2 separate regions of the Mus musculus genome follow, and region 2 is linked to region 1. Evidence: chromatin contacts called from ENCODE POLR2A ChIA-PET data. All regions are on one chromosome and are shown on one strand. Each heading gives the region's core, a stretch centred on a gene start or an enhancer-like site at or near the end of the contact. The rest is flanking DNA. Distances are from core to core; before and after follow the strand shown.

Region 1 (5,696 bases), core at 2,748-5,247:
AAACTCTAGACCCCAACCCTCACCTAACCCTCGACTTACCCTAACACTAAGTATTGAATAGTGTTGAAAAAAACAGAGCAGGGCTGGAGAGATGGCTCAGCGGTTAAGGTCATGACCGCTCTGCCGAAGGTCCTGAGTTCAATTGAAGGAAAGGGAAAGGGAAAGGGAAAGGGAAAGGGAAAGGAACAAACAAACAGAGCAAGCAATAAACAATGACATAAGTTTCTGGCCTAAGCAACTAGATAAGACAGTAAATATCACTGACTAAAAAGCACACGGAGACGGGGGACCCAATTAGGTATTTCTGTAACAACGCTGAGTTTGAGCTGCCCACAAAATACTCACCCAGAAAGGGCAAACGCAGCTGGACTCCAGGTTGTACTTAGTCTAGGATATGAGTTTGGGCAACGCCAGCAGACCACAACGGTGTGAACACTGCTGGTTTACCTGAAGATCTGAACTCAGTGGAGCAGTGGGTACAGTACAGATGTCAACCCTGGCAGGGCTGGCCAAATGGCTGAGTAAAGGCAACTGCCACCAAGTCTAGAGACTGCGCTTCCACACACGTGCAGGACATTTGATCACACTGTGAGCCCTGAGACTGTATTACTTACTGCAGAAACCTGTCTTTAGTTGTGGTGTGGCTCGGCTATAGCTCATGCCTTTAATCCCAAATCATGAAGGTGGTTTGTAGAAGGAAGCACAATATTGGAAAGTGACTTCTGAGTGGCAAAGTGACAAATCAGAAAGATTTGACATAATAGGATATGGAAGTGAGAGGAAAGGAAAGTTACTTAAGGGGAAGGGGGAGGAGCAGGGGCAGGGGAGAGAGGGGGTGGGGAGGCAGTTTTACCAGGTTGCAGAAAGAGAACAAGCTAGACACAGGTGAAGACAGAGTGAGCTAGAGAATGAGAGGAGCCAGAGGATTAGAACGGATTGCCAGAGTTAGTCTGAGGCCAAGCAGAGCTAAAAATAAGAGGCTGAGAGAGAGAAGCCAGATTGAGTCAGTCAGCTAGCAGAGGCGTTTGAGTCAGAACAGCTGAGTTCACAGAGCTCAGAAAGTGCTAAAAAGGGTGAGCTTATTCAGCAGTAGGTCTCAGACACTGAAAACATTCTAGGCCTAGATAAGACCAAGCGAGAAGCTTCCAGGTCTAGGCCTAGGTTAGCAGACGAAGGCAGTGAGCCTCTGGAGACAGTTACACCAGGCAAATAAAAGATGCTTTTATACACATAGCATGCTCATACTCACACACATAAATACCACTCACACACATAAAGGTTGTGTTGTGTTTGTTTTGTTTTGATGCAGTCTGCTAAGACTCAGCTCAGGCTAAGACAGTGAGTAGCTTCTTAGCTCCTAAAAACAAAACGTGGCTTGATGGAGACCACACTGGCTCCAGAAGACGACAACCTGCTGAGGGAAACAGCAACAACAGCAGCAAAGGACTAAGTCCTGGATCAGAGCTGGACCAAGCAGTCTTGCCTCCTCTAACACATTCGGAACTCTCTCTCTCACACCATCCTATTTCCTTAGAAAAGATTTATTAAGGCGATATAACAATATACAAAGCACTAGAAAAATGGCCTGAGCATCTTTTCAAAAGTGAGCCCACTGTGTCCACAACTTCCCCACAGTTCCTTATCATCAGCAGCTACTCTGCACCTCTCTTCTGACATGAAGAACATTTCCTTCAAAGGTTTCCACATCCACATAGCAGCCTCACATAGGCCAGCCGCTTCAGGTCCATGCTGCAATGAAGGACAAACCAACCCCACTTCTGCTGAGAGAATTCCTGGGAAGGCCCTGCAATCAGGACACATCCCCACCCCACCCTGGAGGGGGATGAGCGGTCCAGCATGTAGGAGACCCTAAAAGAAATTGAACCGAAACTCTTCGCTGGTCAAGTCCGGAGTGGTTTTGGCTCTTTCTGCAGGACGAGGCCTGCAGACCCTTCCGCTCTTCTTTCTGGTGGCCTCACTGACGAGCTGTACCTGGGCCGAATGGGTGGCTGTAGGAAGGGGGAGCAGAGAGTCAGAATAGCTAACTTTCATCCATGCAGTTACAATTACCCACACAACTTTCCTAACTAAAAAAAAAAAAAAAAAAACTGAAAAATTATCTTAAAGTAAATAATGTCATTCCCATATGAGACTCAAGAGATGTAGTAACTTATCAAAAATGTTATATGATCTAAGTAACAAAATTTAGATCATTTTCACAAAATGATATGTTGTATGATCTAAGTAACAGATCCAGGACTTATGTCCAAGTTATTTATTATTTAGTCCCAGGAACTAAAGTCCAACTGGTACCTGGCTTTATGGCCAGTGAAGTGAGCCCAGGCTAAGACAGAGGAGCTGTTTTTTTCATCCCCAAAACAGAACGAGGTGAGGACCTCGGCCCTCCTCCCCCCAGGACCTCTGTCCCCTAAGAGAGAATACTTTCTCCCCACTTACATCCCCCCCGCCCCCGAGCCCATCTCTTCCCACACCAACCCTGCTGAGCTGAGCCTCTCCCTACCCCCTTGACGTTAATGTACTGAACCAATCGCTTTCTAGTTCCTCACCAGCCTTTAGAGCCCGTAGGGCCTCCCGCCACTCTGCATCCATCTGAGCCCTGTAGTCCCCAAACAAGGAGCGCATCAGCTGTCTCTTCCGGGGCAAGGGGGTTTTTTCACTGCGCAGCGTTCGGATTGCCCCAACAGCCTGCTCTTCTGCAGATGAAAGAAAGAGAAAGAGAAAGAGAAAGAGAAAGAGAAAGAGAAAGAGAAAGAGAAAGAGAAAGAGAAAGAGAGAAAGAAGAAAGAAGAAAGAAGAAAGAAAAAGAAAAAGAAAAAGAGCTAGTGACTTCAAACACACTCATATCATCCTACTACAAACAATTCCCATCCAGCTGGGGTGACGCACGCCTTTAATCCCAGCACTGGGGAGGCAGAGGCAGGCGGATCTCTGAATTCCAGGCCAGCCTGGTCTACACAACTAAGTTTCAGTACACCTAAACAAAGCAAACCAACCAAAAGCAACAACCCCACCCCTTGGCAATACCATCAGACCACAGAACTGTCACCGTTTACATTTCCCTAACTGTAGAGAAGGGTCCCTCACTCTGCTTCGGGGTAGGTCTCTGCGTCTTGAGACCCAGCTCCAGCTGTTCCACACACCAGGCCAGCTCCCGCGCCAGCTGTTCCGCCTGGGACAGAAAGGAGGACATGGTTGTGATGGGTAACAGGGTCCCGCAGACCCCACTCCCATACCTTCAGCGCCTTAATTCCGCACAGCTCGCCCACAGAGGCAGGCGGATTAGCGCCCAGAAAGCTCGCAGGGAGTACCATCCTTGCCTGGGCCTCAGCGCTAGGAGGAGCTTCGTCCGGGGCAGGTTTCTCCGAGGGCTTTTCGCTTCCATTTGTCCCAGAGACCCTGTTGGGGGTTTTCTTTTTCTTTTGCTTCATCGCTACTGTGTTGCCTACGGGATGGGTTCCGGCGGCGGAGTCGCATGCAGGTTGCACTGAACTGCGGAGAGGAGGTTCCGAGGCACCGGAAGCTGAGCGAGAGGGCCGGGGTCTGCGCGGAGCGCGATGAGTTTTCCGACTTGAGGCTGCTGGTGCCTCCCGAGCAGGACGCCCTGGCTCCTGAAAAATCGTGAGACAGGACGAAATTCACAGGGTCTCCCCACCTAGGGCCTCGCCACAAACACGCCTTCTCCCACAGCTCACCGCCATTAGTCGGAGCGGCCGCCGGAAGCTGGTAAATCCTAACTACCACAGCGAACTCACTCCTCTGGAAACACGTCTACGACACAAGGTTCCGCAGAAAGCGCAGCGGAGCCAGAGCAAGCGCTCAGCGCCGGACAGAAAGCACTTGGGTGGATGGAGCGCCTCAGGCTGTGCTTGTAATTTTAGGAGACAGAGTGCACGGGGATGAACTTAAAGGCCTCGGAGAACCCAGCAGAGTGTGCCGCCAAGAAACAAGACAATTGATTCCTGGAGAGAATGGAACCGGTGGGGTCGGGGGGAACGCCCAGAGATGGGGCAAGGTGGATTATGCGGGGCGGGGCGGGGCGGGGCGGGGCGGGGCGGGGCGCAGGCGTTGACAGATGGCTCAGCTTGTCCCCGGTATACTTCAGAATCCTGAAGAACTAGGCTCTAATGGCAATGGAGTGAACTTTCCAACGAGAGTCGGGGCAAGCATGCACTTCCTTCTTCCACGACCATTAGGCTGCCACCCGAAGACCTGGCCCAGATTTAAGGTGCATCTTCCCACCTCAAACGAAAAATCAAGAAAATTTCCTTACAGGAACTCCTTACCCCTTGAGGTTTAGGATAATTACAGGTGTGGGTTGTCAAAATGACAACCAAGAATAGCAATAGCTATCATAGCGGTCTAGCCCTAGGACTACAGATACCAGTCATGGAGCTACAGGATTTGGTATTTTTCCTACAGGCTTCTAATCCTGCTTTGTTTCAGTATTTCTTCGCTATGCCTCTATTCCACACTTTTGGAATGGCGACATATATACTGTGTCCTAATAATCACAGGACATGGTAGTACTAAGAGACGCCCTAAGGGATCTCCTACACTCCAGACATAATCTTGCTTACCACCATTGTGAAGAGGTAATCCAATTTCCCCATGGTAATCTGGATCTATCACCCCTCCTAACACTGTTATTCCTTTTTTAGCCTGTTGGTTTAAGGGCATTAGAAGCCCAAAATGACCAGGGGGAAGTCTGAGCTTCCAGTTCAATGGAATGTTTGTTGTAGCTCCTGGTAGGAGCACTCCCTTCTCTGGAGCCAAAACTTCTAGGCCAGCAGAACCTAGAGTTATGGGGACAGGAAGCAAAAATTTTCCTAGAGGGTCACTAGGAGTGATAGTAAGTGCTCTGCTCAACTCCTTCATGCCTTCAAAACCAGTACCACCTGGGTGACCCTTACACATTACCAAGTCCAGCCACAGCACAATGTACAACTTTGGCTATATCTGGAACACAGCCACTGTGCTCTCAGAAAACACTTCCCAGAAGATGTCACCTCAATGATGCTGGTCTCTTCTTAATCACCGCTAATTTCTTAGCTCCAGCTAACCAGCATCAATAGTCCCAGTAATGCAAAGTTTTTGCTTTAGTAGTTCTGGTATCTTGTTAATCACAGCTGATTCTTCAGCCCCAGCTAACCAGAACTACAGAATCTTCACAATCAAAACAGCAATGGCCCTGAAAAGAGTCTTTAATTTTCCCTCTGAAATTTCACAAACCAGACCTCCATCTTCTGCAGTGTTCTCAACGTTGTCTTCCAAGCTCCTACACAACATCCGACAGAGCTCTTAACAACGGATAACTTTAAAAGTCCCACAGTCTTTACATATTCTTAAAATTTCAATTTCTTTAAAATAGCCATCTCTTTTAAAATCCAAAGTCTTTTTACAATTAAAAGTCTCTTAACTGTGGGCTCCACTAAAACAGTTTCTTCCTTCGAGAGGGAAAATATCAGGGCACAGCCACAATCAAAAGCAAAAGTCAATCTCCAACCGTCCAATGTCTGGGATCCAACTTACAATCTTCTGGGCTCCTCCAAGGGCTTGGGTCACTTCTCCAGCCATGCCCTTTGTAGCACACGCGTCATCCTCTAGGCTCCAGATGCCTGTACTCCACTGCTGCTGCTGCTCTTGGTGGTCATCTCATGGTACTGGCATCTCCAAAA
Region 2 (5,297 bases), core at 1,032-3,531, 89 kb before region 1:
GAGGAGGGGAGGATACAAGGAGAGAAAAAAGGAGGGCGAGGGGGAAGAGGACAGGGCATAGGTCCGTCCTCCTCTTCCTCTCTCTCTCTCTCTCTCTCTCTCTCTCTCTCTCTCTCCTCCTCCTCCTCCTCCTCCTCCTTCTCCTCCTCTTCCTCTTCCTCCTCCTCCTCCTAGACAGGATTTCTCTGTGTAGCCCTGGCTGTTCAGGAGTTCACTCTGTAGACCAGGCTGGCCCTCAAACTCAACAGAAATCTGCCTGCCTCTGTCTCCTGAGTGTTGGGTTTAAAGGCATGTGCCACCACACTCAGCTTTGTAGATCCCTCCTCTTGAAGGTCCCATCACCTTTTGGGCTGGAGATATGATTCACATATTAAGAGCCTGTAACTGGTCCTCCAAAGGCCCAAGTTCAATTCCCAGCAACCATGTCAGGTGGTTCACACTGCCTGTAGATCCAGCTCTATGGCATCCAACTCCTCTGTCTTTTTGGGCACTTGCAGTGACATGCATATACCTACACATAGACATCCACATAACTAAAAATAATAAAACAATATTTTTTAAAGGTCATGTTGTCCCCAGCAGCATCCATATGCTGGTCACCAAGCCATTTGCATGTGATCTCTAGAGTCATTTCAGCAGGTGTGCCCTGGAGAGCCCCCAAATAGACCAGAAGGAAAGGCTGGGCTAAGACAGGACCACCATTAAACAGACTCTGGGAGTGGGTTTACTTGGCCCCGTGTCTGGGATGGAGTTAGGCTGACCCTCTGTGGTCTATCACCCTGTCAGTAAGAAGGAGCAGTCAGTTCTTCCTGTCTCAGAGAACCAAGGCAGAGTGGGCTGGCGGCTGGGTTCGCAGGCCAAACCCAATTCCCTTTGCTCCGTGGCCTCTGAGAGCTGAGGAGGTGGGGTTGGAGCTGTTGCTTCAATTCTACCTTGGGTTCCTGGCTTCTCACCAGACAGCAGGGACCCTGTGCAGGGAGTCAATGACCCAGAGGTCAGGAAAGACAGGGCCGGGACTCTCCCCACTCCCCACAGCCCTGTGGTGGTAGGCAGGGACTTGGGAGTGTCTGTGGTCTGTTCATGAGGGGGTGAGGAGAGCTGCACCCCTCCCCCTCAACCAGCAGACAGGGAAACCTGCCAGCGACTGTGGGAGTGGGACTCCCCTGCGCAGCCCGAGCTCCAGATGTTTTTCCCATGAATGCTTTTGCAGAGTGGAGAACCGGAACCACAGTAATCCAGACACTGGCCTGGCCTCCCTCCCCAGGGCAGGGCTTCCCTAGGCTGCCCCGATAGACCCCGAGATCTGCAGTAAATCTCTGCTCCTCCAAGCCTGCATTTTCCCTTCTGTAGACAGCTGAACAATGACCATCCCCACCCCCCCTCCCGCCCCCCACCCCCACAAAGCCGAGCCTGAGACCATGTGACTTGCAATGGGACCATATTTGGAAACATTCTCTGAGGATGAAAAAAAAAATCAAATAACTCTGGAGATGAGGTCATCTTGGCGCTTGTGTGAGTCAGGAAGCCAACAGCAGTGTCCTTGAAAGAGACAGAAGACGATGGGGCTGTTTGCTAGCAAGTAGGGTTGGAGGGAGAAAAGGCAGAAATGCATCAGGCCCAGCCACTGCCTCTCTTAGCCTACACACCAGCAAGCAGGCCCACCTTCTGTTCTAAGGCATGTGGAATATCAAGAAATATCAAGGCCTACAGCCACATGACTGGGAGAGACTTAAGAAACTACAGGGCCTGCAGAAATGGCCAGAACTGCCTCATTATTGGCTGTTTTTTCCCATCCTCTGACCTGAATGCTCCTGAGGAAGGAGGAAGAGGAAGAGAGGGAAGAGGAGTGAGGAGGGGGAGGAGGAGGGAGAAGGGGAGAGAAGGAGGAGCTGAGGGGAGGAGGGAGGCCTCTAAGCAGGTCACTGAGTGGTTATAGCCTCCTCGGTAAGATGGGGAGGGCTGTGGAAAGGCTTAAACCTTCTGCGTCATCCTTCAGTTCAATGTGGTAATGAACTGAGACACAAAGAGGGAGGAGAGGACCTGTGTTAATGTGACCTGGCCCTCTTAAAAAGGAGGGGCTGCAAAGAAAAAGGGATCTCTCCAGGCTGACCAAGAAGCCGGCCAGAACATGTTACACTGCCAAAGAGGCCCCAGAGCGCTACCACAGCCCTAACTGAGTTCTTGGGAGGCCACAGAGCCCCGCTCCCACACAGTACTCCCTGTCCAAGATTCCCCTGAGGCTGTAGCTGGCAGCCACACAGCTCACACACTGTGCCTTTTGGCTTCTGAGTCACAGGGACTAATCTTAACTGTCCATCTGATTGGTGCCCGAACCCTGGGACCGCCCCTAACTCACCAAAATGCTCCAAGTTTAAAATCTCCCCCAGTGAGCTCCCACCCTACTTAAAACCTCACTCTTGGCCAACCCACTTCACAAACTTTCTCGCCCGGCCAGCCTGGTCGTCTTGCAGTTTCCAGGTCACTCTGTGTTGTGTGTCTGCTTCCCCAAGCTTTTTCTCATCATCCCTCAGCCCTCCTGTATGACCAGGGCACTCACCCCTCCACCTGCCCCTGCCCATCTCCCAACATTGGCCAAACGCAGCCATGTTTTCTGATCTCAGGCAATGACGGTAGCTGCAGTGCACCCACCGGGGCCTGCCTGACTTTGCCCTCCTGGCCCAGAGAGGCCTGTCTTTGTCCTCCCTGAAAGTGTTCAGAGCTGGCTGGCTAAAGTGAATAGTGACCCTCTCAGAGGGGTCTCTAAACCTCTCTCTTGGTCCTGAGCACTTCTCTCCTTCCAGTTTTGGCTTGATCCAGGAGACCAGGGGTGTTTGGTGGCCCCCAAGAAGGAAGTTAGGTCCCCGAGAGATGTTGAGCAGAGCTTCAGCGCTAGGACTGAATGGTACTGTAAACGAGGCCTGAACCACTCGGGCCTAGGGCCTGCTCTGGCTCTTGCTTCCTCTAACAAGGCCTGAGAAACTCTCCTCTGTCCTCACAGTGCAGGTCAACCTGTCTCTGACCGCCCCATAAAGCTGCCAAGGCTCCCTGGTTCTTGGAAGTCTCTTCTCGACTTTCCCCCTTTTCTTCCACACCAGCATCCTCAGGGCCTGTCCTGGCTAGTTTTGTTTTGTCAAGCTAGAGTCATCTGGGATGAGGGGACCTCAATTGAGAAATTACCTCTATCAGATAGACTGGCCTGTATGCAAGCCTGTTATGGTTTGTAAATGCTCAGACCAGGGAGTGGCACTAATAGAAGGTGTGGCCTTGTTGGAGTAGGTGTGTCGATGATATGGGTGTGGCCTTTAAAACCCTCATCCTAACTGCCTGGATGCCAGTATCTGCTAGCAGTCTTCAGATGAAGACATAGAACTCTCAGCAAACAGTTTATTGTCATGGCAGAAAATAGATGTGTAAAACCATCCCCCACTTCTCAGGGTGGGCCCGAGATTAAATACCTTTTACAGGGAGGAACTTCTGGGAAGGGAAGTTTATTGGCTAAGCCCTCTGGGCCTAGGTACCTTATTAGAATGGAGAACTCTGTTTTGGACCTATGTGACCATAGGACATGTTTCTTTTATGTGAGAAGCATGTCACATGTTCCAAGTCAGGAGTCTGTCAGGGAGCTGGGAGACACCTAAGCCTCAGGTGTGTGCCCACTGAGCCTCCAGGTCTTGGCCTGCTCTTCCTGGCACAGTTTCACGTCCCACAGTTTCTCATGATAATGGACTCTAACTTGTAGGCCAACTCTACGCTTTCCCGGATAAGCTGCCTTTGTGTTTATCACAGGAAGAGAAAACAAACTCAGACAAGGCCTTCCTTTTTTTGCCCTCTCTGTATACTGATAGGCCAGAGCACACAGTTTCAGTCCAAAACTGTGCTCCACAGGACAAACCGAAGCATCTCCAAATTGCTGGGTAAACCCCTAGCTGTTTTGGGGTACAACTAGAGTAAAGAGAAGAACAAATCCACACCACCCCTATCCGGTGACAGCATAAGGTGGGGGACTAAGATCAGAGATGCCCCAGCTGGGCCTATGGGAGGATGTCGGTGTCTCGGGACCCTGCATGGTGGAGTGGGCTTGACTTTGGAGACACAAATCAGGGTGACCCACGGATGTCTTGTCTTTTTCCTTCCGAGTTTCCCTCCCACAGAGGAGCTTTGGATGCAAGGCTCTGGTTTTTCCAGAGGACAGAGGCCCAAGGTGGAGGAACTGGGGACCCAGGAGAAGGCCTGCAAAGAGGGCACCCCATTCCATGTGAAAGTTGCCAGTCCTAGAGCCTCTGCCCAGGATGCGCAGGCAGGCGACTGCCCTTGCAATGGCTGAATAGATGTGTAGATAGTCCTCGACCTGGAAAGGCTGGACTCCTCCCAAGCTGCCCTGGGCCTGTGGGGTTCCTAATCACTCACGCCATCTGTTGGTGTTCCATTCAGCTGGCCGGCTCAGGCTGCCCCACACCCCACACCCCCACCATGCATACTTGGTTGTCCTCTGCATCCAAACCACCACCACCCTGTCTACATCCCCTCCGCAGGCACCTGAAATGTCTTTCTTGCCCACACCTACCCATGGTTTTAAAACACTAACAGACCCTGGCTGTAATTCAGTGGCCGAGAGCTCATGCCTCAGCAATCAAGAGAGTGCATAGAAGGGTGAGGCTGAGGCAGATGTAAGGGAACTTTTTGGGGTGGTGACAGTGTTCTGTGTCTTGATAGTTTGGGTGAGCCAAGTGTGTGCTTCAACAAAACCCAGCGCAGCCTCAGGTCTGTGAGTTGCTTTGGATGTGAGCATCACTGGGGAGAAAAAAAAAAAATGCAAATCTTGCTTCTCATCCAGAAAGCATTAAACAGGAGGCAGCCAGATACATGTCTGCAACCATGCATCACTTGGGGACCAGGTACCTTCTAAAGATGGCTGCCGGTCCTTATGCGAGTATCGCATAGATGGAGTAGCCTATGGTAGGCTTTGAATCTGGGACCCCCCTTTCGCCACTGTATTCTGTGCCACATATGTCATCTGCTATGTGCTTATTTAAGTTGGGTCCCCCCTTCCCCCCATTTCCTGGCTGTTGTGAACAGGGGGGAATAGCCATGGCTGAGCAAGCATCTGGAGAGCAGCGTGTCCTCCTTTGTACGCATGCCAAGGATGGCCATAGCTGGGTCCCATGGTAGATTGAGTTTTGCTTTTTGAGGCTTCTCCACACTGATTTCCAGAGTGGCCACTCCAGCGTGTGTCACGCCCCCACCCCCCCCAACGCTAAACAAGGACCATCCACAATCTCGCTGCCATGTGCTGTCGG

What was found. ChIA-PET counts read pairs that join two places held with the same protein, here RNA polymerase II (POLR2A).
Region 2: POLR2A ChIA-PET joins it to region 1 with 14 read pairs in Patski. The contact joins the enhancer-like site here to the promoter of 1110038F14Rik in region 1. POLR2A ChIA-PET finds 5 or more read pairs at or near these places in 2 of 5 experiments (Patski and embryonic stem cell).

Annotation. Positions count from the first base shown.
Region 1 is chr15:76,946,562-76,952,257 of GRCm38, reverse strand. It overlaps 1110038F14Rik (RIKEN cDNA 1110038F14 gene), which reads right to left and starts at 3,997. Exons shown (of 5, transcript NM_001347540.1): 1 at 3,714-3,997; 2 at 3,339-3,629; 3 at 3,106-3,190; 4 at 2,568-2,714; 5 at 1,279-2,009. The coding sequence starts at 3,719. The coding sequence ends at 1,870. It overlaps Gm46534 (a long non-coding RNA gene), which reads left to right and starts at 3,909. Exons shown (of 4, transcript XR_001781744.2): 1 at 3,909-3,998; 2 at 4,124-4,246.
Region 2 is chr15:77,033,796-77,039,092 of GRCm38, reverse strand. It overlaps a transcript of Mb not described here. Among named protein-coding and RNA genes, the nearest start is that of Apol6, 8.6 kb to the left of the region's middle. RefSeq lists an enhancer at 329-2,453. Within about 2 kb of position 2,281, at least 3 of the 3 ENCODE cell types and tissues checked have a DNase peak (open chromatin) inside an H3K27ac peak, as active enhancers do.